Regions from separate parts of the Mus musculus genome. Here region 2 is linked to region 1. Evidence: chromatin contacts called from ENCODE POLR2A ChIA-PET data. All regions are on one chromosome and are shown on one strand. The core of a region is the stretch at or near the end of the contact, and the rest is flanking DNA. Distances in the headings are between cores, read along the strand shown. Region 1 holds the start of Nes (nestin). Region 2 holds the start of 1700113A16Rik (RIKEN cDNA 1700113A16 gene).

Region 1 (3,876 bases), core at 855-3,354:
ACAAATACACGTAAATAGAACAGTTTTACAGGGTCAAGTTTCGGGGCCCTTCAGCCAAGGAGACAGTCAGTACTGTGTACCTGTATGTAGCCACTTCCAGACTAAGGGACATCTTGAGGTGTGCCAGTTGCTGCCCACCTTCCAGGATCTGAGCGATCTGACTCTGTAGACCCTGCTTCTCCTGCTCCAGGGCTTCCACAGCCAGCTGCAAAGCAAGCCGGCAGAGTGAGTGGGAGGGGCCTCTGCTCTGGGCCATGACTCTCTTCACTGCTCACATCTTTGTAGGGCAGAGTCCTGTTCCTCTACCTGCGTTCTCCCTGTCTGGAGCACTGTGCTGGACCCCCGGACAAGCACAGGAAACACTCCAGGCCTCTCCTAGATAGACCAGGCTTCTTCTTAGGATGCTGGTTAAATGGTAACACATGCTATTGAGAACCTAGCTCCCACGGGAGGAGATGGGATAAAGGAGAGGAGATGGGTTACACAGCGGAAGAGGAGGCAAAGTGGAAACAGAAGGAAAAAGCAATTTATCAAGAGTCGCCTCGAGAAGGCTTGGAAGGAAAGCAGCTGGGCCACCACTGCCCCCGGCTCCTCATAGCAGGCTGGGTTCCTCCACTTCCCACTTGTTCTGGAATCCTTCTCCCCCAAGAAGAGTGGGCAGGTGGTCACGTCGGGACTTCTGTCTGGGCCAGGCAAGAGGCTGTTTTCTCAGCTGTTGGTCACATCTGTGCAATATGAGGGGGAGGGTGCCCCAGGCCTTTGGAATGCGCTTCAGGGAGCTGAGAAGCCTTGACACAGAGAGGGGCTGGTGGTCTGCGGTGGCTCACACTGCCTTCCTTCACTATGGTTGCTAGGAACCTTCTGGTGGGGAGAGAGCATGTGTTGGGCACCTTCTGATTGACAACTGCATAGTGAAGGGCACAGGGAGTCACCCTAGAGAGGGGTTGCCATTCAAAGAGTGAGGAGCAGCTACAGTGGGTATTGGCCTGCGGGCCTTTCAAGGGGGCTGTGCTAGGAGGTCTCAGAATTCCATCCATCCTGCCTGTCTGGACAGGGAAGTCTAGGACTTGTGCTTGCTCTGAGCAAGGACTCCTGAATACAGTTGTCCTTGCCCCCACCCCTTTCCTGAAGGTCTCTTGCCATCCTAAGTACCTCCTAGGGCTTGGTTTTACCAGGGACAGGGTGGGCGTGTTGGTGACCCTCCTCACCTGGAACTTTTCAGTGGCCTGCAGCCGGTCCTGCCAGCGGCCTTCCAATCTCTGTTCCAGCGCCTCTCTGCGCTCCTGGAGGCTGTCGCGATCAGCCTGCAGCTGCTGCACCTCTAAGCGACTCTCCCGAGCGCCCCGCACGGCTTGGCCCAGACGCTCGCGGGCCTGGCCCAGCGAGCTCTCCATGTGAGCCACGCGCTCCTGGTAGTCACGCACCGCCCCGCGCCACACTTCGCCTAGGCGCCTGGCCAGCTCCTCGACTTCAGGGGCCCGGATGGGGGATGCGTGGGCCGGCGCGGGGGGTCGGCGCGGCGTACAGGCGGCCTGGGCGTTCAGGTGCGCGCGCTCCTCCTCGTGCGACGCTCGCAGAGCCTCTAACTCGCGCTCCAGCTCGGCAGCCTGGGTGCTCAGCCAGCCCCGCGCATTCTTCTCCGCCTCGAGCGCGCGCCGGCTGCAGGCCGCCTCCTCGATGGTCCGCTCCCGGGCGAGCCGCACCTGCTGGCACCGGCCCGCCACGCTCTCCAGCTCTTCGGCAAGGTTGTCGCGCTGCACCTCAGCCTCGTGCTTCTCCCGCCAGCGCTGATCGACGAGGACCCGCAGGGCTGCCAGCTCGTCGTCGGCTCGGGCTCGCCAGGAGGCGTCCCCGGACTGCGCCCGGAGTCCCCCAAGCTCGGCACTGAGCAGCTGGTTCTGCTCCTCCAGCGTCTTGACCCGGGTCAGGTAGGCCTCCAGGCGTCGATTGAGCTCCCACATCTGAAAAGATTCTTCCCCGACGCAACCCTCCATGTCGCTGGTCTGGCCCCCCGAGGGCAAGCGGACGTGGAGCACTAGAGAAGGGAGTGGCCCTTGGAGCTTTTAAGGGGGAGAAAGGGAGTAGCGGCGACAGTGACCCAGCGGAAGCGGAGGATTCCAGCAGCGAGCTGAAGCGAGGGTATTCATACTCCCGCCGGCCGGGCGGAAAAGGGGCGGTCCCTAGGCCTTAACCCTTTAGAGTTCAGTGCAACACACAGCCCGGGTCCCTGCATCATCCCAGCTCAGCAGAGAAGAATCAAATTGTAGCCTCGCCCTGGCGGGGATCCCGTCCGGTGCGGGTGATTTTCCGAAAGAGGCTTGAGATACAGCCAGACAGCCCAGAACACCCTAAGATGCACAGAACTGGGCCCCAGGACCTCCTTTCTCTACACTCTTACTCAAATCCTCTAGGACTCAGCTCCTCATTTATAAAATGGCTTGGTGTTGGAAACCTCGTGAACTGTTGGAAAAACGGACGGTGCAGTGTTTTGTGTATAACAGTAAATACTCACCCCCAAGAGAGGCAACATTGCGAAGAAACACTGCCCGAAGAAAGAGGAGCCCACTGGTACTGAGGGAAGTCTGCCAGTGCTCCGGAGGCTGAAGTAGGATTGACACCAGCCTGGGTAGTAAACACCACCACCACCCCTTTTCTTCAGATGGTTGGTATGGCTATGTAGATCAGGCAGGTCTCAGGGACGCTCCTGCCATAGCTTCCCCAGTGCTGGGATTAAATGCCTGTGCCAGTACCCCTGCCCAGTTAATGTTAGCAGACACAATGCCCAGTTCGTACCCGCAGAGGGACGTCCTACCCTACCCTACCCCGCACCAGGAAAAGGAGACTAGCAAGGGAAAGTTTTTCTCCTTTGAAGTTCGATCCCTCTTGTCATTTAGTGAAGAAGTTACGCGGCTCTCAAGAGAGCCCCCTGGTGGCTAAGCATGAAGTTTGGCGAAGAAAGAAATGAAGCTGTAGATTTTCTACAAGGGACCAATATTTCAGGCTCAAATATTTGAATGCTTGCTCCCCAGGTGGAGGACCTGTTTAAAAAGATTGGGGCCGGGCAGTGGTGGCACATGTCTTTAATCCCAGCACTTGGGAGGCAAAGGCAGGCGGATTTCTGAGTTCGAGACCAGCCTGGTCTACAGAGTGAGTTCCAGGACAGCCAGAGCTACACAGAGAAACCCTGTCTCAAAAATCCAAAAAAAAAAAAAAAAAAAAAAAAAGGATTGGGAGGAATGGCCTTGTTGGAGGAGGTGTGTCACTGGGGGCAGGCTTGTGCTTGTACATTGAGACCTGAGCTCTCAGCTGCTGTTCCAGTGCCATAACCGCCTGCCTGTTGCCATGCTCCCTACTGTGATGTTCAGGACCCGCATAGTGAGCTGAGGAGAGACTGGTTCCCACATGGCATACTGTGGCATGGTGCACCTGTACACACACACACACACACACACACCAATAATAAGAAGAACAATAATAAATCTAAATTCTTTAAAATAGCTGTTTGAGTCAATGACATGAGTTTCATCAAACTTTGTTCAGTGAGGCCAGTTTAATCCCTTTAACCCCAGCACGCAAGAGAAAGAATAAAGCCAATCTCTGAGTTTGAGGCCAGCCTCTACATAGCAAATGAGTTCTGGGCCACCCAGGATTACATAGTCAGATCCTGCCTTAAAAGAAAAAAAAAATAGGGGGCTGGAAAGACTGCTCAGTAATTAAGAGCACTGACTACCCTTCCAGAGGTCCTCAGTTCAATTCCAAGCAACTACACGGTGGCTCACAACCATCTGCAATGAGATCTGATGCCCTCTTCTGGTGTGTCTGAAGACAGCTACAGTGTACTTATATATAATAAATAAATAAATCGTTCAGTGAATT
Region 2 (3,876 bases), core at 880-3,379, 210 kb before region 1:
CACCATTTAAATTATTCTTTATACATATAAAATGGATGCCAGAGTCCCAGCATTTAACCAGTAAGCAGGCTGATGCCAGCCGCACGCACCCTGCCTGTGCTCTTTTCCATCCCACCCTCCAACTCTGCTCAGGTAACTACCAACACACCCCACCTTTACCAGCCCTCGGCTCTGCCAATGCTTCTGTTATTTTGTTATATTTGAACTTCAACAACTTTAACTCTGCCTATGCTCTTCCATCCCTGGATGGCTCAGTATTTAAAAGCACTGACTGCCAGGCGTGGTGGCGCACGCCTTTAATCCCAGTACTTGGGAGGCAGAGGCAGGCGGATTTCTGAGTTCGAGGCCAGCCTCTACAAAGTGAGTTCCAGGACAGCCAGGGCTATACAGAGAAACCCTGTCTCGAAACCCCCCCCCCCCCAAAAAAAAGCACTGACTGCTCTTCCAGAGTTCCTGAGTTCAATTCCCACCAAACACATAGTGGCTCATAACCATCTGTAATGGGGTCTGATTCCTTCTTCTGGTGTGTCTGAAGACAGCTACAGTGTACTTATATAAATAAAATCTTAAAAAAAAAAAAAAAGAGTAATTATCCCAACTTGACACTAGGTCACTGCGAGCAACAGTCCCTAACAATATAGGACCCCTGGGTGGGGAGATAGGGCCTCTTGGCTGCTTCACCTGGACAGTGTTTTTTGGGACTCCAGCATCTTAAGCCTCAGCTTGGGATCTGTCTACACGATGTGGCGGCCACTGTAATCTGGGAACGGAACTCCTTCTAGGCAAGTGCTCTACCATTAAACTAAGCTATACCTCCATCCCAATAGAAGGGTTATGTGAGGACCTCTTGAGTGAAAGAGTATAAGACAAACTGTGAAACCTCTCTAAATAAATATTCTTACTACTGTAGCAAGGTGTCTGCACAGATTCAGGCCAATAGCTCTCAGGCTATTCGCACTATAATCTTACCGCCAGAAGACAGGAAAATAGAGCAAGGCGTGTCCAACCTGTGGCCCATTAAAGTGGACGGCATCTGTGACTACTTCTCCAAACAAAATCATTTGTGGCTCTTTTTTTTTTTTTTTTTTTTTTTTAGACCAGAGTCTCTTATATTTCGGGATAGCCTTGAACTTCTAATCCTATATGCACACACCAGGTCGAACTCCAGCAGAACTCCGGGCTCGGAGCTACATCCCCAGCCCCGCGATTTTTTTCTTTTTTAAATATTTATTTGTTTGTTTATTTATTTATTATATGTAACTACACCATTCATTTATTTATTTATTTATTTATTTATTTATTATATGTAACTACACTGCAGCTGTCTTCAGACACCCTGGACTGGCATCAGATCTCATTACAGATGGTTGTGAGCCACCATGTGGTTGCTGGGATTTGAACTCAGGACCTTCGGAAGAGCAATCAGTGCTCTTAACCACTGAGCCATCTCTCCAGCCCCCTTTTTTAAATAATTCAATCACGCAGTTTTTCGGCGTGGACTTTGTGGTTAACAGTTTTGACAATGACAAATCGTTGCATTCGCCTGTCGGATTCTCCTTCTGGAACGCCCAGGCAATGCCAGATCTTACGCAGTGCTGTCAATCTCAGTAAAATTGCCAAGGCTGAGGGTGCTAATTCTCAATTTGTGCAGGAAGTTGACGATGGGGGTTTTACGCATGCGCACCTCCTCAGAGCCCCAGAGAAACTGCCCAAAACTAGAGCTTCACGTAGTTTCACCCTTGCTGAACCTTCTGAGTACTACGCACGCATCTTGTGCAGGCAGCGGTTGGCCGGTGCTTCCATCACTCACCCGAAGGGCCAATGGAGTGAGCCTAGTTACCTACTTCCCCCTGAGTAGCAGGCGGCGCCGGGCGTGGCTTGAAGGCCTTTGTTCCACGCGCGGCGGAACTTTACGAGAGGCTCCGGAGCGTGCTCTGCCACCTGCTAAGCCCCGGAGACGCAGTCAAGGGTCTCAGCGACACCTTGGGGGAGTGGGGCAGAACGTACGGAAATGGATGTTAGGCGACTCTACAGCCTACCTTCTATACCCGCCCCCTTTCGCCTTAGAGTGGAGGGTTACTTTGAAACCCGGAAGCAATTCATCTCCGGAACACACCGCGGGTCACGTGGGGGCGGTGCGTAACGGGCGCGTGATCCGGCGTCCTGCGGGTCTTCCCCTCCCCAGGGGCACCCAGCATGCTTTGGGCACGTGGCAGCTCATGTCCTAAATAGGAGTAGTCCTGGGCCGCTATCCTGTGAGGGTGGAGACGCTCCCCGAGACTGGACAGACACCGAGAGGTGGAGCTGAGCCAATACGAGGCTAAGGGGTAAATCTGACTCACCCGAGAGGCCGGAACTGACCTGCTGCAAACTACCAAGGAACTTCGCTAGGCTGGGTGGCTAGAACGGGGGGGGGGGGGGGGGACCTGTAAACTATGCTAAGGCTACCTCTTCTATTTGAGACCCAAGTCTGAAACAGGACAGGAAAGTGGATTTGCTCTTCGTCCAGGTAGTGAGTGATTTCAGGCTGCAAACATTCAGGTCCAGAGCCTGAGATGAGATCGCCTGGGTCCCTTCCACATCTGCTGATCCTTGAACAAGTTCCCACACAATCACAAGGCTGGAAAAGATAGCCCATGGGACTAAAGGATGAGTCAGACCAAAATAACCACTGGCCTCGTGGCATGAACAGTTAGACAGCACTGATTGCTCCTAAGAACCACTGACCTTGATAGCTGAGTCCAAGAGACCCACACCCTAGTTCTATTTTATATGGCAATACTCGAGGAACTCGTCCTTCAGCTAAAAAAGAGATCAGCTTCAAAAAGTTGCAACTTGGGAGTATTTTTTATTAAAAAAAAATGTGTATGTACACATGTGTCCTGAGGAGACCAGAGGGGTGTTGTATAAGAATGTTTGCTGGGGGAGTCAGTGGTTAAGAGCATTGACTGCTCCTCCAGAGGACCTGTGTTCCATTCTCAGCACCCACATGGCAGCTCACAACTGTCCTTACATAGACAGACATGCAAGCAAAACATCAATGCACATAAACAACAAAAAATGTTTGCTGACCTGAATTGGTTCTAGCACCCATGCCAACATCTCACAACTGCCTGTAACATTAGCTCCAATAAACTTGATGCCCTGCTCCAGCCTCCAGGGACACTCATGCACACACACACAAGAAAATAAAATCCACACCATTGCATACACTAGCAAGATTTTATTGAAAGGACCCAGATGTAGCTGTCTCTTGTGAGACTATGCCGGGGCCTAGCAAACACAGAAGTGGATGCTCACAGTCAGCTAATGGATGGATCACAGGGCTCCCAATGGAGGAGCTAGAGAAAGTACCCAAGGAGCTAAAGGGATCTGCAACCCTATAGGTGGAACAACATTATGAACTAACCAGTACCCCGGAGCTCTTGACTCTAGCTGCATATGTATCAAAAGATGGCCTAGTCGGCCATCACTGGAGAGGCCCATTGGACACGCAAACTTTATATGCCCCAGTACAGGGGAGCGCCAGGGCCAAAAAGGGGGAGTGGGTGGGTAGGGGAGTGGGGGTGGGTGGGTATGGGGGACTTTTGGTATAGCATTGGAAATGTAAATGAGCTAAATACCTAATAAAAAATGGAAAAAAAAAAAGAAAAGAAAATCCCCCCCGCCCAAAAAAAGCCGGGCAGTGGTGGCGAACACCTTTAATCCCAGCACTTGGGAGGCAGAGGCAGGTGGATTTCTGCGTTCGAGGCTAACCTGGTCTCATAGTGAGTTCCAGGACAGCCAGGAAACAGAGAAACCTTGTCTCGAAAAACCAAAAAAGAAAAAGAAAATCACATAAAAAACACAACAAAAATATGCACTGTCTTTCATTTG

Evidence for each region. ChIA-PET counts read pairs that join two places held with the same protein, here RNA polymerase II (POLR2A).
Region 2: POLR2A ChIA-PET joins it to region 1 with 19 read pairs in Patski. The contact joins the promoter of 1700113A16Rik here to the promoter of Nes in region 1. POLR2A ChIA-PET finds 5 or more read pairs at or near these places in 3 of 5 experiments (Patski and embryonic stem cell).

The regions. Positions count from the first base shown.
Region 1 is chr3:87,969,321-87,973,196 of GRCm38, reverse strand. It overlaps Nes (nestin), which reads right to left and starts at 2,104. Exons shown (of 4, transcript NM_016701.3): 1 at 1,209-2,104; 2 at 81-205. The coding sequence starts at 1,994.
Region 2 is chr3:88,176,038-88,179,913 of GRCm38, reverse strand. 1700113A16Rik (RIKEN cDNA 1700113A16 gene) reads left to right here and starts at 2,129. Exons shown (of 3, transcript NR_045997.1): 1 at 2,129-2,327.